3 separate regions of the Homo sapiens genome follow, and regions 2 and 3 are each linked to region 1. A link is a contact called in ENCODE Hi-C or POLR2A ChIA-PET data. All regions are on one chromosome and are shown on one strand. Each heading gives the region's core, a stretch centred on a gene start or an enhancer-like site at or near the end of the contact. The rest is flanking DNA. Distances are from core to core; before and after follow the strand shown. Region 1 holds the start of MYSM1 (Myb like, SWIRM and MPN domains 1). Region 2 holds the start of TACSTD2 (tumor associated calcium signal transducer 2). Region 3 overlaps JUN-DT (JUN divergent transcript).

The links. Hi-C counts contacts between places; a loop is a spot of excess contacts on that map. ChIA-PET counts read pairs that join two places held with the same protein, here RNA polymerase II (POLR2A). Pooled maps may share reads with other maps.
Region 2: a pooled map shows a loop between it and region 1 (8-fold over the local background). The contact joins the promoter of TACSTD2 here to the promoter of MYSM1 in region 1. A Hi-C loop is called at or near these places in 6 of 50 pooled maps. POLR2A ChIA-PET finds 5 or more read pairs at or near these places in 5 of 52 experiments (A673, H1, MCF 10A and 2 more).
Region 3: a pooled map shows a loop between it and region 1 (2.3-fold over the local background). The contact joins the enhancer-like site here to the promoter of MYSM1 in region 1. A Hi-C loop is called at or near these places in 1 of 168 maps with a recorded cell type or tissue (naive thymus-derived CD4-positive, alpha-beta T cell), 1 of 37 single-sample maps with no recorded cell type and 11 of 50 pooled maps. POLR2A ChIA-PET finds 5 or more read pairs at or near these places in 4 of 52 experiments (BJ, H1, T-cell and 1 more).

The regions. Positions count from the first base shown.
Region 1 is chr1:58,698,357-58,702,663 of GRCh38, reverse strand. MYSM1 (Myb like, SWIRM and MPN domains 1) reads left to right here and starts at 2,602. Exons shown (of 20, transcript NM_001085487.3): 1 at 2,602-2,679. The coding sequence starts at 2,612. RefSeq lists enhancers at 2,428-2,837, 3,048-3,107.
Region 2 is chr1:58,574,953-58,579,259 of GRCh38, reverse strand. TACSTD2 (tumor associated calcium signal transducer 2) reads left to right here and starts at 2,008. Exons shown (of 1, transcript NM_002353.3): 1 at 2,008-3,827. The coding sequence starts at 2,104. The coding sequence ends at 3,075. RefSeq lists enhancers at 1,850-2,544, 2,545-3,240.
Region 3 is chr1:58,804,327-58,808,633 of GRCh38, reverse strand. All of the region lies in intron 1 of JUN-DT (JUN divergent transcript), which reads right to left. Among named protein-coding and RNA genes, the nearest start is that of JUN-DT, 21 kb to the right of the region's middle. RefSeq lists a silencer at 3,443-3,737. Within about 2 kb of position 2,418, at least 7 of the 41 ENCODE cell types and tissues checked have a DNase peak (open chromatin) inside an H3K27ac peak, as active enhancers do.

The DNA.
Region 1 (4,307 bases), core at 1,353-3,852:
TAACGAGCCAGTTTCACATAAAGCCAGTGGACCCAGTGCAGGGTGTGGGGTGTGTACGGGAAAGCTTTATGCTAGTGTCTCTGTTCAGGGGGGTTTTGAGACGAATTGGGCAACTCTGAATTCTGTACAGGCCTTTCCTTCCACATATATTTTAATGCCTACTGATATCTGGCACTGGACCAGAAACATTTTTGCGTCTGCATTGCCAGAGATGCTGTTCACATGGTATTCTGCATTATGCTCTAGAAAGCACCATTCTCATTTGATATCATGTATATCCAGACAGCCCTGCCAGGGTCCCCATCCCTGCCTGCTATGTAAAATCAGTGAAAAGCATACCATTTTACATTTGTTTTGATGATTTAGCCCATTACATCTTTTTTTTTTTTTTTTGAGACGGATTCTGGCTCTGTCGCCCAGGCTGGAGTGTGGTGGCGCGATCTCCGTTCACTGCAAGCTCCGCCTCCTGGGTTCGCGCCATTCTCCTGCCTCAGCCTCCCGAGTACCTGGGACTACAGGTGCCCACCAACACGCCCAGCTAATCTTTTGTATTTTTAGTACAGACGGGGTTTCACCGTGTTAGCCAGGATGGTCTCAATCTCCTGACCTGGTAATCCACCCGCCTTGGCCTCCCAAAGTGCTGGGATTACAGGTGTGAGCCACCGCGCCCGGCCAGCCCATTACATCTTTTTAAGAAACCCTAATTTTGCTCTAAATTAAATTCAACAGACATCTTTAAGTGCCTACTCTGTTCCAGGCATGGTGTTACCAGTGGGACTGGTTACTGGATAAGCCCACTGACAACAGAAGCAGCACTCCCATGGTGGCCTGAGAATGGGCCCTAGCAGTGTTTGGTTTCTGAACTGGGCTCTCCCTCTTTGCAATTCTTTCTCTCCATCTTTTGCCATCATATTCAGAGTGCAGCCTGAGAACAAAGGTGAGATGGGACAAATTGGGAATAGTGTGAGAAGTGAGGTCATTTAATTAATTAATTAATTCATTCATTCCTCTGTTCAATAGTTATTGAGCACCTGCTATGTGTCACTATGCTGAATATTGGTAGTGTAAGGACTAGCAGACGTGGTCTTTGTCCTTAAGGAATTCACAGTCCAGTGCAGAAGGCAGACGGATGAAAAATTACAAGGTGTGAGTGATAGCTGCTAAGGCAGGGGAATGCAGAAGGGTTTTTTTTTCTTTTCTTTTTTTTTGAGATGGAATCCCGCTCTGTCACCCAGGCTGGAATGCAATGGCGTGATCTCGGCTCACTGCAACCTCTGCCTCCTGGGTTCAAGCGATTCTTGTGCCTCAGCCTCCTGAGTAGCTGGGACTACAGTTGCCCACCACTACGCCCAGCTAATTTTTGTATTTTTAGTAGAAACGGGGTTTCACCATGTTGGTCAGGCTGGTCTCGAACTCCTGACCTTGTGATCCGCCCTCCCTGGCCTCCCAAAGTGCTGGGATTACAGGTGTGAGCCACCGCATCTGGCTGTCAGTATCTAATTTCTTGAGAAACTATAAACTAGACAGAAGTGGTGTTTATCCTCCAATTTCTAACAACATGATTGTTACATGGTGAGCACTCAGTAGAGGGTCAACAAAGCCTGGATTCTACTCCTGGCTCTGTCTTTGAAGCTACCTGTCCTTGGACAGTCATTTCAGCTCTCCAGGCCTCAGTTACCTCACCTGTAAAGTATAACTGGTGATATTAGCTCTGCCTACCTCACTGGGACACTGTAAGGATTAATGGTCATGAGCGTGATTTTTAAATTGCAAAGACGTCTACAAAATAAATTACACAATCATAAGTTATATTCTTAAATATTTGTTGAATTTTAAAATAAAAGTTGTTCAGCACTTAGGTGAAATGCTGAACGACTTCACATAAGTGCTGCACGACCCTTTTCTTTAAAAAACAAAGAGAGAGACTTAAATAACCAGCAGGTATGCAACCTTCAGTTCACAAAGCGGGTCTAGCTTGACTTTTTCATCAGTCCAGAAAGATACTGCTGTTATCCCCATTTTATCAGTGAGAGCAGTGAGGTCCCAAAGAATGTGTGCAAGAACAGAAGCTCTTAGAAGCTCAGGAGGGCCCGGGCGCGGTGGCTCACGCCTGTAATCTCAGAGCTTTGGGAGGCCGAGGCGGGCGGATCACCTGAGGTCGGGAGGTCGGGAGTTCGAGACCAGCTGGGCAACATGGTGAAACCCTGTATCTACTAAAAATACAAAAATTAGCCGGGCGTGGTGGCGCATGCCTGTAATCCCAGCTACTTGGGAGGCTGAGGCAGGAGAATCGCTTGAACCCGGGAGGTGGAGGTTGCAGTGAGCTGAGATACGCGCCATTGCACCCAAGCCTGGGCAACAAGAGTGAAACTCCCTCTCAAAAAAAAAAAGCTCAGGCGTGGGCCACTTCCCAAGGTCTCTACATGTCAACAAGTTAGAAAGGACCAAGCCCCAGGCCTCTGGGGGCGCCTTTGCTCTGGAAACCCCGCCTCCCGGCACGGGAGGGGCCGGACGACGCTTCAATCCCGCCCCGTGACGCGTTAGGCCCTGCCCCCGGGCCATCTTCGTCTCGCGGGATCTCTCGGGAGGACGGACGGGGTCAGGTCCCATCATGGCGGCTGAAGAGGCGGATGTGGATATCGAAGGGGACGTGGTAGCGGCGGCGGGGGCACAGCCAGGGTGAGGCTTAGAGACCGGGTCTCTCTGGGGCGGAGAGGGGAGTGGATTGAAGGAGCGGGCCCTGGGAAAGCTGCAGGTCCGGCAAGGGAAAAGGGAACAGAAGACTGTCCCCTGGGCCAGGGTCTCTTGTTGGCCTGGGAGGCACCTCGCCCGCCGGCTTGTCCCAAGCCCAGCGGGCAGGGCGGTTACCTGGAGCTCAGGTACTCCTGGGTCGCTTTCACCTTTTGCCGGATGCTGTGAGGGCACCGATTTCGCCTACCACATTGCGTTTGATTTACATTTAGATTCCTTCTTCCGTTCCCTCCTTTTCAGGATCTCATCGACAGTAACTAGAACAAGAGCGGCTACGGACGAGACCTGAGGTCAGGGACTCTTGTTCTATGGCTTGCTAGCCGTGTGACCTTGGGCGAGTCGTTTCATCCCTTCTTCCACATGGGGATAGTTGTAAAACTTCCCGAGAAGCAGGTTGACTTAAATGGGCCAGGTTTTAGAGTTGGACAGTTCTGGGTTTTCCTTCTGCATTTGCTCGCCCTACCAGTTAATAGCAATGTGACCTTGGGCAAGACACTTAACTTGTCTGAGCCTCAGACTGCTCATATTTAAACTGGGAGTCATGATATGTAATTGGGAGGATCAAATGAAATGATTATGAGATATGCTTTAGCATACGGTAGGTGCCCTCTGAATGTATTCTTTACCATCCTGTTACCCTCGGGGACAGTACTGTGAGAATCCAGTAAGGGATCACATTTTTTAAAATACCTGTTCCAGCAGAACAAACAGCCCAGTGTGATTTGACACAGAACCTCCTTTGACTCCTTGCTTTCTGAATCAAAAATGAGTCTCCTTTTAGTCATGAAGAGTCCTAGACTAGCCAGGAATCAGAAAGCCTGAGTTCTAAAGTCAGCCAGCTATGTTGTTTATAATTATGTACAATTTCCTTAGAACTGTATTAGCTTGAACCATATGAAATTGCCAATATTTAGACCATTTTTGTTCTATAAAGCGGCAACTTCATGTAGTTCAGCCTAATATTAGGGCCTCTGTGAACAGGGGAGAAGTACTAACCCAGCGCTTGAGGCACTAAGATAGTGTGTTTAGAAGTGTATCATGAACTCTAAAGCCCTATAAAGACGTGAGGGGTGATTAAACTCATATGGTCATTGTCCCTCAAAGCTTTGCAGATGAGTAGGGAGCCCTTAATAACAATACTTGTTGACATTCATTTAGTGTTTAAATCTTGACCAAGTGCTTTTGCATGTTTGATTTAATTTACTTTTCGCAACAAGTTAATGAAATAGGTTGGCAGGGATACTTATCTGCAGTCTAGAAAGAAATGAGCTGGCCTTGGAAACACTGAAGATTGGTCACCTGAGGGCATTGGCTGTATGCTTCTTCCATAGATTTATCTTTCTGATTGTGTTTCATTTTTCCCCTTTTCTCTTTCTTCCTATTTTAGTTGAGGCCTAGGTCTACTGGTGGCACTTGTGGTAACAAGCAGGATTACAAAGGTTATTGGTTCCTGATGATGGTTACAATTATTGTCTTATACAACCCCAAGGAGTATCATTAATATTATATTCTGGGCCAGGCATGGTGGCTCACGCCTGTAATCCCAGCACTTTGGG
Region 2 (4,307 bases), core at 759-3,258, 120 kb after region 1:
AACCTGACTCAGATATCTGTCCAAGGAAGACCTGAACAGAGACAGTGGGGATAGACAGCAGAGGACTATCCCACAATTCCTCATGTTTGTGGATAAGAAATTGTCCCTCACGCGGATCACGAGGTCAGGAGATCGAGACCACCCTGGCTAACACGGTGAAACCCCGTCTCTACTAAAAATACCAAAAAAATTAGCCGGGCGTGGTGGCAGGCGCTTGTAGTCCCAGCTACTCAGGAGGCTGAAGCAGGAGAATGGCATGAACCCAGGAGGTGGAGCTTGCAGTGAGTTGAGATCATGCCACTGCACTCCAGCCTGGGTGACAGAGCGAGACTCCGTCTCAAAAAAAAAAAAAAAAAAAAAAAAAAAAAAAAAAATTCGCCGGGCGTGGTGGCTCATGCCTGTAATCCCAGCACTTTGGGAGGCTGAGGTGGGCGGATCACCTGAGGTCAGGAGTTTGAGACCAGCCTGACCAACATGGAGAAACCCTGTCTCTACTAAAAATACAAAAAAAAATTAGCCAGGCTTGATGGCTCATGCCTGTAATCCCAGCTACTCGGGAGGCTGACGCGGGAGACTTGCTTGAACCTGGGCGGCGGAGGTTGTGGTGAGCCGAGATCACGCCATTGCACTCCAGCCTGGGCAACAAGGGCAAAACTCCGTCTCAAAAAAAAAAAAGAAAAAAGAAATTGTCCCTCACATGTCTCTGCTTCCTCTGTCTGTCAAGGCAGAATATATTTCAATCTTCCTGCCTCAGGAATTGCGTGAAAATTAATGGGACAGAGGCCCAGCTGGCTTTCATCTGCTAAACAACACCCTTGCACGACTGGTGGTGCACATTAAATGCTGAACATATAAAATGTGCTTTGATGGAGGACCTGGGAATAATTATAGCTTGCTAATTATTGTTAATTTTACCACAGCTTTGAAACTCTAGACTTTCTCAATGACTCAAAAAGAGATTGCAACCCCTGTATGCCATGAAACTAGCCACACAGTGGCAGACAAGCAATTTCTCACAGGCTCCATTCTTTCATTATTTACATGGTTCAGCTACTTACGTGGGATACAGGAAAAGAAAAGCAACGATTTGCTGTGTTAGAATCAAATTGTACAAAAAACTCTTTACAGTCTTGCTGGCTCTTTAAGAATTTGTTCCTGTTTGTCTCTTTATAGCCAGTGCACAAATAAATATTATGTGCGTGTGTGCCTGTGTGTGTGCGCTTGTGTGAGGTACAGAAAATTAGTGTTTAACAGAACTTTTAACCCTCTGGACACCAGGATACCTGTGTTTTACCCTTGATATGGTGAGTAACAGAACTGCTTCCCTAACTTCCCTTCAGATTCTGTGTCACTTCGTGTCCACAAACACTTTATTTAAGGTCTCATCACTCCTAGGCAGGGTGCCAAAGACCCCTCTCAGAAATATGAGGAAGTTGATAGCAGTGTGACTTCAGGTCTTTAAGCCTCATCAGTACCACCTATAAAACGGGTCTGATAGTCCCTACCTGTCAGGACTGGTGTTAGGATGAGATAATGTTTGTGAACTGTAAACTATATAAACGTGTGCTACTGTGAGAACTGGACAAAGAAGAGAGGGAGTGAGAGAAATTAAGGGAGGGCTGGGGCTGGGAAAGAACGAAAAGGGAGTCGCGTATAGAGGAGAGCGCGACAGTCGCGAGCCACACTTTGCAATGAAACTCTTTAGACTTTCTGCCGGGAGAGCGGCCCAGACGCGCCAGGTCTGTAGCAGGAGGCCGCGCCGAGGGCGGGTCCCCAGAAGCCTACAGGTGAGTATCGGTTCTCCCCTTCCCGGCTTTCGGTCCGGAGGAGGCGGGAGCAGCTTCCCTGTTCTGATCCTATCGCGGGCGGCGCAGGGCCGGCTTGGCCTTCCGTGGGACGGGGAGGGGGGCGGGATGTGTCACCCAAATACCAGTGGGGACGGTCGGTGGTGGAACCAGCCGGGCAGGTCGGGTAGAGTATAAGAGCCGGAGGGAGCGGCCGGGCGGCAGACGCCTGCAGACCATCCCAGACGCCGGAGCCCGAGCCCCGACGAGTCCCCGCGCCTCATCCGCCCGCGTCCGGTCCGCGTTCCTCCGCCCCACCATGGCTCGGGGCCCCGGCCTCGCGCCGCCACCGCTGCGGCTGCCGCTGCTGCTGCTGGTGCTGGCGGCGGTGACCGGCCACACGGCCGCGCAGGACAACTGCACGTGTCCCACCAACAAGATGACCGTGTGCAGCCCCGACGGCCCCGGCGGCCGCTGCCAGTGCCGCGCGCTGGGCTCGGGCATGGCGGTCGACTGCTCCACGCTGACCTCCAAGTGTCTGCTGCTCAAGGCGCGCATGAGCGCCCCCAAGAACGCCCGCACGCTGGTGCGGCCGAGTGAGCACGCGCTCGTGGACAACGATGGCCTCTACGACCCCGACTGCGACCCCGAGGGCCGCTTCAAGGCGCGCCAGTGCAACCAGACGTCGGTGTGCTGGTGCGTGAACTCGGTGGGCGTGCGCCGCACGGACAAGGGCGACCTGAGCCTACGCTGCGATGAGCTGGTGCGCACCCACCACATCCTCATTGACCTGCGCCACCGCCCCACCGCCGGCGCCTTCAACCACTCAGACCTGGACGCCGAGCTGAGGCGGCTCTTCCGCGAGCGCTATCGGCTGCACCCCAAGTTCGTGGCGGCCGTGCACTACGAGCAGCCCACCATCCAGATCGAGCTGCGGCAGAACACGTCTCAGAAGGCCGCCGGTGACGTGGATATCGGCGATGCCGCCTACTACTTCGAGAGGGACATCAAGGGCGAGTCTCTATTCCAGGGCCGCGGCGGCCTGGACTTGCGCGTGCGCGGAGAACCCCTGCAGGTGGAGCGCACGCTCATCTATTACCTGGACGAGATTCCCCCGAAGTTCTCCATGAAGCGCCTCACCGCCGGCCTCATCGCCGTCATCGTGGTGGTCGTGGTGGCCCTCGTCGCCGGCATGGCCGTCCTGGTGATCACCAACCGGAGAAAGTCGGGGAAGTACAAGAAGGTGGAGATCAAGGAACTGGGGGAGTTGAGAAAGGAACCGAGCTTGTAGGTACCCGGCGGGGCAGGGGATGGGGTGGGGTACCGGATTTCGGTATCGTCCCAGACCCAAGTGAGTCACGCTTCCTGATTCCTCGGCGCAAAGGAGACGTTTATCCTTTCAAATTCCTGCCTTCCCCCTCCCTTTTGCGCACACACCAGGTTTAATAGATCCTGGCCTCAGGGTCTCCTTTCTTTCTCACTTCTGTCTTGAAGGAAGCATTTCTAAAATGTATCCCCTTTCGGTCCAACAACAGGAAACCTGACTGGGGCAGTGAAGGAAGGGATGGCATAGCGTTATGTGTAAAAAACAAGTATCTGTATGACAACCCGGGATCGTTTGCAAGTAACTGAATCCATTGCGACATTGTGAAGGCTTAAATGAGTTTAGATGGGAAATAGCGTTGTTATCGCCTTGGGTTTAAATTATTTGATGAGTTCCACTTGTATCATGGCCTACCCGAGGAGAAGAGGAGTTTGTTAACTGGGCCTATGTAGTAGCCTCATTTACCATCGTTTGTATTACTGACCACATATGCTTGTCACTGGGAAAGAAGCCTGTTTCAGCTGCCTGAACGCAGTTTGGATGTCTTTGAGGACAGACATTGCCCGGAAACTCAGTCTATTTATTCTTCAGCTTGCCCTTACTGCCACTGATATTGGTAATGTTCTTTTTTGTAAAATGTTTGTACATATGTTGTCTTTGATAATGTTGCTGTAATTTTTTAAAATAAAACACGAATTTAATAAAATATGGGAAAGGCACAAACCAGAAGTCGGCATTTGTGAAAAGTCCCTCCAGATTTCTATCACATTGGTCTCTAATTTCCCAAGACTTGTATTTTTTTTTTATTTCAAATTATAACACTTTTTTTTCCCCCAGAAGTGGGTGTTTCATGTTGCTACTCTGGTGTGTCCTAAGATATCCTAACTGGCCAGTGTAAATGCTATTCTTTCTAAATAAGATTATTTGGAAACTTCCTTCAAACTGCAGGAGGGTGAGCTTGAGGGAGGAAGCTAAAACTAGCTGCTTTTATGAAAAAGAGTGCCAGTCTTTGGTCATCTCTAAACAAGGCTTATCACCAATGGAGACAGAAAACTCTAGTTCAAGAGCTGTACCTCCTTTGAATCCCAGCCCTACTTTGAAATAAGTGGTACTATTTCCATTTAGCCTTTGAGCAAATCACTTAATCTCAAAGCGTTGTGGCTCTAAGATTAAACGACTTTCCCACATAATTAGAGCCA
Region 3 (4,307 bases), core at 1,169-3,668, 110 kb before region 1:
GGCCTAGGCTGTTTTCATTTTGCCTCAACAGACTTGACATCACACTGAAAGTGAAGGGCATGTTTCCCATCTACATCCCCCCACCTCCATCCCAAATGCCTAGTGCACAGCTGGGGACAGCAGGGACCCTCAAGGAAGACGAAGGGACTTCTTTTCACCTCGAAGCTCTTTTCATGCCCTCATTCCCGCCCTCCTTCCCCTGCCTCTTTGGGCCTGGTTGGGTAAGATGGCCAGCAATGAGCAGGAAGAGTAGGGACAGAGAAGGGTATAGGAGAGCCACTCCAGATGTGGCTGGCATTTTGAAATGGAAAACAAAACCAAAAAAAAAAAAGCATTACAAAAAGAGAAACTCCCTCCCCTCCTTCCCTCCTCATTCATCTGTCAAAATGTCATATAAAGAAGGAAGAAGATAAAGTGAAGCAGTCTATATCTGAGACAGATTGGAATTTTAGAATTATATGGGCAACTATTTTGCATAATGCAGAGAGCTTTTTACCAGCTTTGTCCTATTTTACCTGCACACCATCTTAGTGAAGAAGACATAGCTAGTCCACTCTCAGTAGTGAAACTGAGGATAAGGAAAGTGTAGCCATTTGCCTGAGATCATACAAAAAGGAAATACCAGATATAGAGCTCAAAACTGAGCCTTTCTACCCTAGATCCCATATTCTTTCTGTTATGAAAGCCATTTCTCCACAGGACAAAGAAGAGAAATTCCAAATGATTAGGCCATCTCTCCTCTATTCTGCCTGTACTCTGACAACCTATACATCTGGAAAACCTAAGCAGTATATACACAGGGCTATTCACTTTGTAATCATTCATCAAAATGCACCTCTTATGACTTGTATGCATTTCTGTATATATGTTATGCTTCTTTTTTTAAAAAAAGGATCAAATAAAATTCTATTAGAAAATCACTTTTCTCAAAAGACCTTCTCCAATTTTTATTTTTAACATACAGATCTAGTCATGTCACTCCCCTCCCTACAGTCTTTCTATGGCTCTCCATAGCTTTCTGTGGTTTTCAGCATCCCATTCAATCTGATCCCTTGTGCACCTCTCCAGCCCCCTACATAGTGCAGAACCTATACAGGCCAGCCTGTCTTTCCTCCATTCCTTCTTCCTAGAACCATTCCCGCTTGGGCCTGGCCAGCTCCTACTCCCTCAACCTTTAGGCCTTGGAAGGGATAATACTTCCTGCAGAAAGCCCTCTCTGAACACCAGCCCCGAGGTTGTAACTCAGACCTGCTAATGCCCATCGCATCAGGGGTCTACTTCTACCACAGCTCCTACCATGCTCAACAATAAATGTCCATTTCTCTGTTCATTGAAGCAGTCTGTGAACTCCTTGAAGGCAGAGACTGTGCTTCCTCATTTCTATCTCCAGCACCCAGCATAGCAGGGGCTCAGTGAATATTTCTGGATCAAAAAATTAATGGATCAACCCCCTACTAACCACCTTCAAATAAGATTTGTCTTACAAACTCTACTTGAAACTTTTTTTGTTCATCTGTGTGTGCTCTTCCTTTCCCTAATCTGAAATTCCTGGAGGCCACTGTAGCTGGGTTAAATTGGGACCCCAAAAAAGATGTCAAAACCCTAAACCCCAAACCCCAACACTTATGAATGTGAACTTATTTAGAAATAGGGTCCTTGCAGATGTAATTAAGTTAAGGATCTCAAGATGAAAACATTTTGAATTTAGGGTAGACCCTAAATCCAATGATTGGTTTCCTTATTAGAGAAAGGTGAGGGAGATTTGAGACACAGAGACACACAGTAGGGAAGATCATGTGAAGACAGAGGCGCGGAACGGAGCTGTGCTTCCACAAGCCAAGCAACACCAGGAGTCGCCAGAAGCTGCAAAAGGCAGAGAGTGGATTCTTCCTTAGGGCCCTTGGAGGGAGCGTGGCCCTGCCAACATTTTGATTTCAAATGCTTTGCCCTCTAGAACTGTGAGCGAATACATTTCTGTGGCTTTAAGCTACAAAGCTTGTGGTCATTTGTTACAGCAGCCACAGGGCACCAATAGCAGCAGTAACTATGCCTCTCGCTGGCTTGATGCTCCACCCACCCCTGAATCTTCCACCTTGCTGTACGCATAGTAGGGCCTCCATAAAAGCCCTTGTGAGAGACTGATTAGGAAAGGCCTTGTCATGAGCCATCCTCTGTTTTCAGCTGGGTTGCCTATCCTAATGGTTAACCAAAGCCAAAGAAAGTTCATGAAGACAGCACAGTCAGGTGCATCAGTTAGCATGGCCGGTGACTAGCATCTATTGAGTGCTCACCCTGGGCTAGACATTCTACCCATGCTGTCTCACTTAGGCATCTTTCATTCAACACGTTATTGAGCACCTGTTTTCAAGTAGGTCTATTCTACAAAAGAGGAAACTGAAGCTCAGGGAGGTGGGGTAACATGCTTGAGATCTCACAGTAAACAAGTGGTGGTGTCAGGACTGGAACTTTGGACTCCGGATGTTATTTTTCACTTTTCTAAGCTACCACGGTTTACGACATGAACAGAATTAAGACAGAGAACATGAAGGGAAGGGAGAAAAAGGGTGGAGAAGAGTGATTCAGTGCTGGCAGACATTGTGCTTTTGTTTTCATAGTCTGGGAGCAATTAGGTAGCACACCTGTGACTTTCAATTTGTTGTGGTGGGGCTAAATTTAAACCTTGAGTCATCTTTATCCGTAATCGATATGTATCTATATGAGCAAAATTAATCATATTGTAAAGCTGCCATGGGAATTCTAGACAACATCACAACTATGGTACAAACCACAAGCATGAAAGCCAGGCACGCCATTGCTGCAGACGAAACAGCGTTGGTCCCAAAGGTATGTGTGTGAAGGGCCCCTGAGCAGCCACCTAATTCTCCTCATCACCCTGGTCTGGTTAAGATAAAAGTTGATCAGTGACCCATTCAGGCCCCAAATCACCTGGAGCGTCAGTGCAGGCTCTTCCGTGCCATTTCATAAAGGGGACACACACATTCACAAAATCCAGCAAATATTTATTGAGCACTTACTGTGCTCCAGGTTCTGGGGACACAGCAGAAAACAAAACCAAGTCTGCTCTTATAGAGGTCACGTGCTGCTCAGGGGAGAGAGAAAATAAATAAGTAAATGAATAAGTGTCTAATATGCCACTGATAAGAGAAAAGAGGAAAACTAAAACGGAGGACTGGGAGTGCTTGGGTTTTTTTTTTTAATATTAAGTCATCAGGGAAGGCCTTTCTGATATGGTGCCATGTGGGCAGAGGCCTAAGGAAGTGAGAGGATGAAGCCTACAGATATCTGGAGGAAGAGAGAACTATATATGTGTGTGTGTGTATGTGTGTGTGTATATATGTGTGTGTATGTGTGTGTTTTTGTGTGTGTGTGTGTGTGTGTGTATATATATATATACACACAGACAGATGTATATATTTATAAAAGACCCAAAGCAAGAATGTGCTTGAATGTTCCAGTAACAGCCAGAAGGCCTTTGAGGCTGGAGCAGACTGAGCTAAGAGGGAGGTCAGGGAGTGCCAGAAGACAGGTCACACAGAGCCTTGCAGGCCATGGTGATGAGAAGCCACCGGAGGGAGTGGCACAGAGGAGCAGCAAGGTCTGGTTCAGGTTACAGAAGGACTGCCCTGCATGGAGAATGAAACAACAGGGACAGATAGAGGCAAGGAGACAAGTTAGAAAGCTGCTGCCACAATCCAGGAGACAATGGCTGGTGACCTGGACAGAGGGCTTCAATCACAGTAGATAGAAGCTGACCAAAAAGGTAAAAGAAAGGAAAGTGTTATGAAAAGGGAGAAGGAAAATAGTGGAAAGAGGGAAAAATGGAGTATGAGACAAAAGAATGTATTTTACATATCAAACAAGAACTGAGTCACCAATTATTAAATGTAAGACCCTAGGATGGGAATAAGGGGAAAAAGAACCAACCTTCGCTGGATCCCTCCTGTGTGTTACTGCTGCACCAGGTCTCATGGGTCCCACCTTGTGGTATCGCAATCATTTTAGGTAGAAATCAGGAGCCTTGATTGTGTAAATGAGGAATCTGAGGTCCAGAAAAGGTATATAGTTTCTGTAAGGTCAGACAGCCAATATGGGAGTGCTGGAATCAGAATCGAGTATCTAAGTCCAAAGCCTGCTCCTTCCAAACCTCATTCTGGCTGAGTGCAGAAAAGTGTATAGACATAGTTCCTGTCTCAAAAGCCTCCGTGGCATAGAAGAACCTCATGAGATGAGAATTGTTATCATCCCTATTTCTAGAAATGAAAAAACTGATGCCAGAGAGGTTAAGT